Regions from separate parts of the Homo sapiens genome. Here regions 1 and 2 are each linked to region 3. A link is a loop called in an ENCODE intact Hi-C map of the cell type or tissue named here. Cell type or tissue: endothelial cell of umbilical vein. All regions are shown on one strand.

Evidence for each region. Peaks named below come from ENCODE experiments on the same cell type or tissue, not always from the same donor. Only the 100,000 strongest peaks of a DNase experiment are listed, where the experiment ranks them.
Region 1: a loop joins it to region 3, with 3.0 times the contacts of the local background. A loop is called at or near these places in 3 of 110 quality-filtered maps.
Region 2: it touches region 3 in a loop (3.0-fold over the local background); 2 of 110 quality-filtered maps call a loop at or near these places.

The regions. Positions count from the first base shown.
Region 1 is chr1:52,126,267-52,128,766 of GRCh38, reverse strand. No RefSeq gene overlaps it. Among named protein-coding and RNA genes, the nearest start is that of ZFYVE9, 15 kb to the left of the region's middle. In endothelial cell of umbilical vein, a CTCF peak has its summit at 1,165 (motif pointing left); a DNase peak (open chromatin) is centred at 1,136.
Region 2 is chr1:51,955,693-51,958,192 of GRCh38, reverse strand. All of the region lies in intron 2 of RAB3B (RAB3B, member RAS oncogene family), which reads left to right. Among named protein-coding and RNA genes, the nearest start is that of RAB3B, 34 kb to the left of the region's middle. In endothelial cell of umbilical vein, no CTCF peak of the experiment used is centred here; a DNase peak (open chromatin) is centred at 1,502.
Region 3 is chr1:51,895,516-51,898,015 of GRCh38, reverse strand. No RefSeq gene overlaps it. Among named protein-coding and RNA genes, the nearest start is that of NRDC, 18 kb to the right of the region's middle. RefSeq lists an enhancer at 1-689. In endothelial cell of umbilical vein, a CTCF peak has its summit at 995 (motif pointing left); DNase peaks (open chromatin) are centred at 215 and 945; H3K27ac peaks cover 1,167 bases.

The sequences.
Region 1 (2,500 bases), 230 kb before region 3:
AATAGGCAATTACAATCTTAAGGGGTAAGTGCAGTGTGTTCTAGGAACACAAATCAGGGGTATCTAACCTGAACTTAGGGATCAGGAAAAACTTCTTAGAGGAAGTGTCACCTAAGTTGAGACCTGAAAAATGTCCAGGACTTTGCTAGGTGAATTGGGTAGAGGGAGGGAAGACAGTAGATAGGAAAAGAGTTTTTTGGGCAGCATAAATAGAATGTGCAACAACCTAGAAGCAGGAGAACACATAGTATGGTATGCCTGAAGAACTGAGAGGACAATTTTGGCTGAAGCAGAGAGTACAAAGTTGGGAAGCAATGACAGCCAAGACAGAGGCCAAATCAAGAAAGGTCTTCTAATTCTTGTCAAGGACTTTGGATTCTATCAGCAGTGAGAAGCTGTTAGAGCTTTTAATCTGGTCAATGATGTTAACAGATTTGATTTTAGAAGAGATCACAATGGTGTTAACAGATTTGATTTCAGAAAAGATCACAATGGTGTTAACAGATTTGATTTTAGAAAAGATCACTAACTGCTATGTAGGAAATAGATTAGAGGACACAGACTTGGAGGCAGGGAAGCCACTTATAAGTGTTTATTGCAGTCATCCAGGCAAAAGTGATGGTGACCTGAATTAGGTAGAGGAGGGAAAATACAGATTTCAGGAAGTAAAATCATCAAACTCATGATTGGATTGGCACGTGAAAAAGAGGGAGAGGTCAAGGATGACACTTGGGTTTCTGGGTTGGGTAACTTAGTAGTCAGTGCTGTCAAGCAGGGCGACAGCAGAGAAGGAGAAGGCTTGAGGGAGAAGATGATGAATGCTATTTCAACATGTTGCCAGATTAGGAAACAGGTTCAGAGAGGTGAAGTTGCCTGTCCAAAGTGACTGTAAGTGGCAGAGCTAAGATTCCAACCCAGGTGTGACTACAGATTTTCTTACTGCTTGAGCATTGCCACACCTTCTCCCACGCTCAGGGTGGGAATATGCACCAAGCACCAGGGAGAGGCAAACTGCTGAGACCACTTCTAATGTGGGTGAAGTGCTTTCCTGTCAGTTAGATTTGACTGGAGAATAATGGAAGAGGGTATTCCCACAAGCATAATTATTGTTATTAACATTCTGTCCATGATGACCCACACTGCCATCTTCTGGTGCCAGTAAGGAAGCATTAGGATACACTTGACAGTGGGGAATGTTTATGTTTTTTCATAAGAATTCTGTATGAGGCAGTATGGCATGTATGGTACAACGGAAAGACCCTGGGCTACAGTGTGAAAACCTGGGTTCTAATGATGTAAACATGGACTGGACTGAGGAGGAAAGTTGTGTAGGCATTTGAATCTCTGGGCTTTTCCTCAGGGTATCCAGTTCAGTCAGAGCTCCTTTAGCCTACCAACCTATTTGAGACTGCCCACAAGTACAGAGATAGTGTAGTGGAAAGAGCTTGTGTTTTGCAGTAAGCAGATCTGAATTCGAATTACAGCTCCACTAATTTCAGGTTGACTGGAGAAAGTCACTTATTCTGAGCATTGTTTTTCTGATTTGTATGGTACATAGTTGTAAGGGCTAGCAAGAAAGTGCCAGGTGCATGGTAGGCACTCAATTAAAGTTAAGTATCTTCCCTTGCCTTCTCTTATCTTTTAAACCTAAAACACTGTTTCCCATCACTATCTCTGGCAGCTCCAGAAAAGAGTTAACAACTACTTCATACCCTTTCCTGTTCTTTCCAATGTACATGTATTCTCTCATAATCAGAAAACCAAATAAAAAACATTTTGTTGTACAGAATAGACCAGCCAAATAGTGAGCATCCGTTGTGGCCAACATTTATTTTATTTGAATGTGCTGCATCTCGGTTGTGCACATGAACAAATGATGTGGACTCGTGTGTGTTCTCATGTGAATGTGAATTCACTTTAATTCTGCAAACACTGAGCTCTACCTATGATCCAGACACTATAGGAATAAAGAGTTGGGTGAAAATAGTGTTTTTGCTTGGTTTTGAATGTATGAGCATATGTGCTTTGGCTGAAGGAAGGGAGGATTCATAAAATTGAGGGATGTATGAGGTGAAAGCAGTGAAGGGCTGACACTAGCTCCAGTTGGCTCATGAGAGGCAATTGTTAGATTTTCGAAACTTTGTGAGCCAATTGTTAAACATTGCCATAATAGTTAGAAGAGAAGATTTGAAATGTTCCCGACTCAAAGAAATGATAAATCTGTAAGGTGATGGATATCATAAGTACCCTAATCTGATCAGTATATACTGTATGGAGGTATCTAAATATCATATATACCCACAAATATGTAAAATTATGTATCAATTAAAATGTTTAGTTAAAATTTAAATTATATAAACTTACAATTAAATTATGTTAAAAACCAAAGTAATAAATACAGGCAGCCCTTGCTTTGCACAGTTCTGAAATGCATGAATTTTAGTTACCATAGTTAACAACACAATTCAAATTTCATTTATCACAATATAGTAACTATAAG
Region 2 (2,500 bases), 60 kb before region 3:
CCTACTTCTGCATATAAAAAGTGACACCTAACCTCAGTCAACAATTAAATGCTGTACTAGAGCCATCCCAGGACATCCCAGCCTCCTCTGTGCCTGGCTGAACCCCTCAGGTTCTTCAGCTAGAACATGGGGAGGAAGAGATAAGGAAGGTAAGAGAGAAGAGAAAGGGAAGATAGAGAAAATTGGTGGCAATTCTGAGGTTGGACCCTGTGTTCAGGCTGCCACGAGGTGCCATTTTGTGAGGAGAGAATATGTCCTCTCAGGATACCGGCCTCCCCCACCGGTGTGTTGCCGTGTCAACTGATTGAGCCCAAAGGCTGGCTTGGAAATTTACCACCAACGGAGGCTTAATTAGCCCTTTAATTTCCTTCCAGCGGAAGTTTGCTCAGGTGGTTCCTAGCCCTGCTTTCTTGGGCTCCTCCCTCCTCTCACTTTCCTACAGCTCTAGCTCACCAGGAATCTGAGGCCCATTCTGGGTGTTGACACCAGGGGGAAGAGCAGCAGATTACTGAGGGCAAACAGTAAATTAAATGAACACGACTGTTTATACAGAACTTTACCAACACACTGTCACAACACTTATCTTACTTTATCCTCCCAACAATACCAAGAAAAGGATATTATTATGAAACCTGTTTTGCAGTTAACAGATCTGCAGCTCAGAAAGTCAAAGACAGCAACTGGTCCAAGGTCACATGCCAAGAAGTGGCAAAGCTAGAATTTGCTTGACCCCAAAATCCATACTCTTTCTGCTGCCCTTCACACTGTCTGTTCATTAAGTGCTTACAGTGTTTAATGAAATGACACATAAGTGCTGAAGGAACACTAAAATTAAGGGGGGAGGATGAGAATGAGGGTAATTTTAAGAGGCTTCTTGGAGGATGTGATAAGGACAGAAGTGGGTGCCAAAGTGCAGGGAATATTGTTAAAATATATTTTTGTCTTGTTCCCATAGGGATTTAAAGTGGCAGGAAAAGATCGACAGAGTGAGGGCCTGCACCGTTTTTTTCTTCCTCCTGGTTTGGTCCTGACTCTAGCCTAAGTTTTCCACCAGTTGTGCTGCTACAGATTATCTCCCAGCAGTTCATTTGATCACTCAAGAACAAACAGACAAAACCATGAAAAGAGTTTATATAGACTTTACATAAAAACCACTAGAAGATTTTATAGTCTGGTGGAAAGACAAGCACGTTGGCAATTCATATACACAGTTTCATTGGAGAGAGGATAGAAGAGAAGTTAGGAAGGCTGTGAAGTTTGACTTTCTGGCTCGGGTCTTTTACCAGCTGTATGGCTTCAGGCAAGGTGTTTAATCTCTGAATCTCATTACTTTATCTGTAAAATAAGTATGAAAATGGGACCTCGCTCAGAAAGTTGTAAGAATTAGCACAGTGCCTGGCACAGCCCGTCTAAACAAATGGCAGCCAGTCATTATTTCTGCCTGTGGGTATGGGAGGAAATGCGAGTCATACAGGAGGAAGCATTTGAGCTGAATTGGAATGGTAATTAGCGACTGCCTTGGCAGGGAAGGGGAAAAGGCTGATCCAGGCAGAGGGTGCAGCATGAGCAAAGCACTGAGACTTAGAGGAACACAATGTTTGGGGCCTATGGAGTTGTCCAGGTTGGTCAGAACCTGAGGAGAAAAGAATGGAGAGGGGTGGCAAGAGCTGAAGGCAGTGAAATTGTTAGGTTAGAAAACCAGGGATAAGTTTAGCATCCTAGCAGGCAGTATAACTTAGGGGTTAAACTCCCAGCTCTGACATTTGCTAACCTGGGCAAGTACTTAACCTCCCTGTGCCTCTCAGTTTATTTGTCTTACTCCAAAGAGCTGGTTATGAAGACTGATGAAGTAGTGCATGAAAAGTGCTTGTCACAGTGCTTGACACTTAGTAAGTACTCAATTCGTGTTAACAATTATTATTATTTGATTATAACAATTATTACTATTTATCCTGACTCCTTAGAGCTAGAAGGGGCCTTAAAAAAGTAATCTAGTCTAATATCCCTATTTAAAGAGGAGAATCCAAGGCGCAGGGTGCACAGTATTCATAAGCCCACAAAGCAAGTTAGTGGTAGGATTAAACCATACCCAGGCCTCCTGCCTCCCAGCCTTACAGCTGTGTGGCTCCCTTGCCATTCATTGTCAGGCTGCCTCTGACAGGCTCTTCCTCGCTCCTCAGATGTTTGTCCCCTGTCCCTTGTAAATAAATTTCAAGGCATTTGCTTTGTGGAGATGAGTGTTGATCCTATTTTTAGAACACTCTGCCACCTGTATGCAAATGATCCTCAGGGGACTCGTCTGCTATGGTGACTTGGGCCAACTCCTGAAAGAAAGCAGCTATGAGACCAGAGGGAAAACAGCCCAGGGTAGGATGGGGATCCTGGACTCCTGATTTCTCTATCTAGTTAAGTCTCTGAACTCCTCTTGCCTGCTCTGTATATGTTAACTCCTTGTGTCTCCATTTGGAAATGAGTTCAGAAATAGGTCCCTGGGGCCAGG
Region 3 (2,500 bases):
TTTTAATGAGCTTATCAATATATAACTTCAAAGGGCTCATTTGAAAACCACTGAAACCTAATCTATATTCCTGGAATCTTGGGATGCTAAGATAGACTTCTAGGAGTCTTATTTACATTGAGAAATATGGGAGCTATTTCCCATATTTCCCAATGAGAAATATGGGAGCTATGATAAGTATTCCTTTTGGAAAGATGACTGGGCTCTGACAGACAGGAAATCAGTCACATGAGTGGAATGTAGACAAAACCTGCTTTTGGTCTGTGGGCTGAAGGATGAGAAGAAAATAAAATGTAATAAAGGTTTGTTTTTTCAAAACTATATAGTCATCTTCTATGTACCAGATAACATATTTTCTCCAAGTAGAAGTGAATTCACAATATTAAAGAACTTCTAGGCTGGGCACAGTGGCTCATGCCTGTAATCCTAGCACTTTGAGAAGCCGAGGCGGGAAGATTGCTTGAGCCTGGCCAACATGGTGAAACCACCCACCTCCCCCAAACTCCGACCCCCACAGAACCTCCCCACTTCCCCCACTCCGTCTCTACAAAAAATACAAGAATTAGCTGGGTGTGGTAGCACATGCCTGTGGTCCTAGCTACTTTGGGGGGCTTAGGCAGAAGGATGGCTTGAATCCCAGAGGTAGAGGCTGCAGTGAGCTGAGGTCGTGCCACTGCACTCCAGCATGGGCGACAAAGTGAGACCCTGTCTCAAAACAAAACAAAACCAAAACCAGAACAACATCTATTGAATGCTCCTTTGTCTGACTCTTTTTTTGACAACAAAACCCAAAACAAACAAACAAACAAACAAACAAAAAACCCCAAAGGCTCTCATAATGGAGGAACATGGGTGGTGGTTTAAAGGGAGATAGGATGTGTCCTGGCAAAATCAAGATGGAAAGTCTGCTTCTTCTTCCCCCTTAAGACCAAACATTCTTGTTGAAGAAGACACCCACTTCTGTGTCTCTAGCTCCACCTTGAGGTTTATCAAGAAATCACCTATTCCGGCCACAACGGGTGAATTAGGTTAAAAAGAGCCGAGATCTTTATGCTGTGCCAACAGCTCTTGAACTTGTACTTTGGGCCAGGCTCTGTAATAAGTGCTCTTTGAACATAATGACATTTAATCCTCACAATAATCTTATAACAAATGTATTTTATAATGAGGAAAATTAAGATTAAGAGAGTTTCAAGAATTCAGGACTGGTATAAGATCACACAAGTGGCAGAGTCAGGATTTGAACCCAGCATCTTCTAGGCCTTCGTTTTCGTTCACAAGTGTCTGTGTATACACTCATGTGCACATCTATCACACATGTTTTTCTTTTCCTTTACAACACACCTGTACATCAATCATTTTATTTAATTCTCACAACAACTCTATTAAGTGGGAATTAATATCCCTTTTTGGAAGAAGGTGAGGCTTAGAGAAATAACCTAATTTTCCCTAGGTCATATGGCTCTTAAGCAGTGAGTTTAACCCAGGGCTCCTTTCTCAACTATATGAATAACATGCAACTTCTCAAGCTGACTTGTGATGACTCCTCACAACTTCTTGTCAGTAGCTCCTTGATATTACCAAAGAATTCATCTGAAGACTTGCAAAACCCCCTACTTTAGGAGTGACACTGTAGAACATAATGTCCAAACAAGACACATGTACAATGAGAAGAGTACAGTAAAGCAACATTAAGACGTGGATGAGGTGGGGCACAGTGGCGCACGCCTGTAATCCCAGCACCTTGGCAGGCTGAGGTGGGTGGATCACTTGAGCTCAGGAACTCAAGACCAGTCTGAGAAACATGTTGAAACCCCGACATTACAAAAAATACAAAAATTAGCCAAGGATGGTGGTACACATCTATAGTCCCAGCTACTCGGGAGGCTGATGTGGGAGGATTGCTTGAGCTGGGGAGACAGAGGGACTTGGATGCTATAGGAGATTGACTAGGCTGATTTACTTTTCCCACATTTTCCCACAGACCAGCATCATGGTGCATGATCTAAACTGGCCCTGTAATGTTAAAAATTATTCCAGGTCAGGGACCACTGGGGTTCATCACTTTTGATTAATGGAAATGAATATTAATATTAAATCCATTAAATTCAAAATATATTTAGTGATGGTATGCTCCTACTGCTTGAATTTGCATTTTCTTTCTTTTTTTGTGTGATGTCCTCCTTTTGCCTGCAAACACTTTCTGTCCTTCTGCCAATGAAACAGAAAATTTGAGAGTTGTGAGATAAATGGTAACACCAAGTGCTGGAGGAAAGAAGACAGGTATCTGTCTGTACCTGGAGAGCAGGAGAAAGTTTAGAAACAGGGCTAAAGGACTAGGAAGTATTCTCTAGGTATAAATGTCTGGGTGTTAGGGATGGGAGAGAGTTGAGAGGACCTTCCAGGAAGAGGGAAAAGAAAGGGCAGATACAAGGAAGTCCGCACACAGAGTGGTGTGAGTAGGTTGTGTGGCTCCTGATGGTTGAAGTTTAAAATCAGA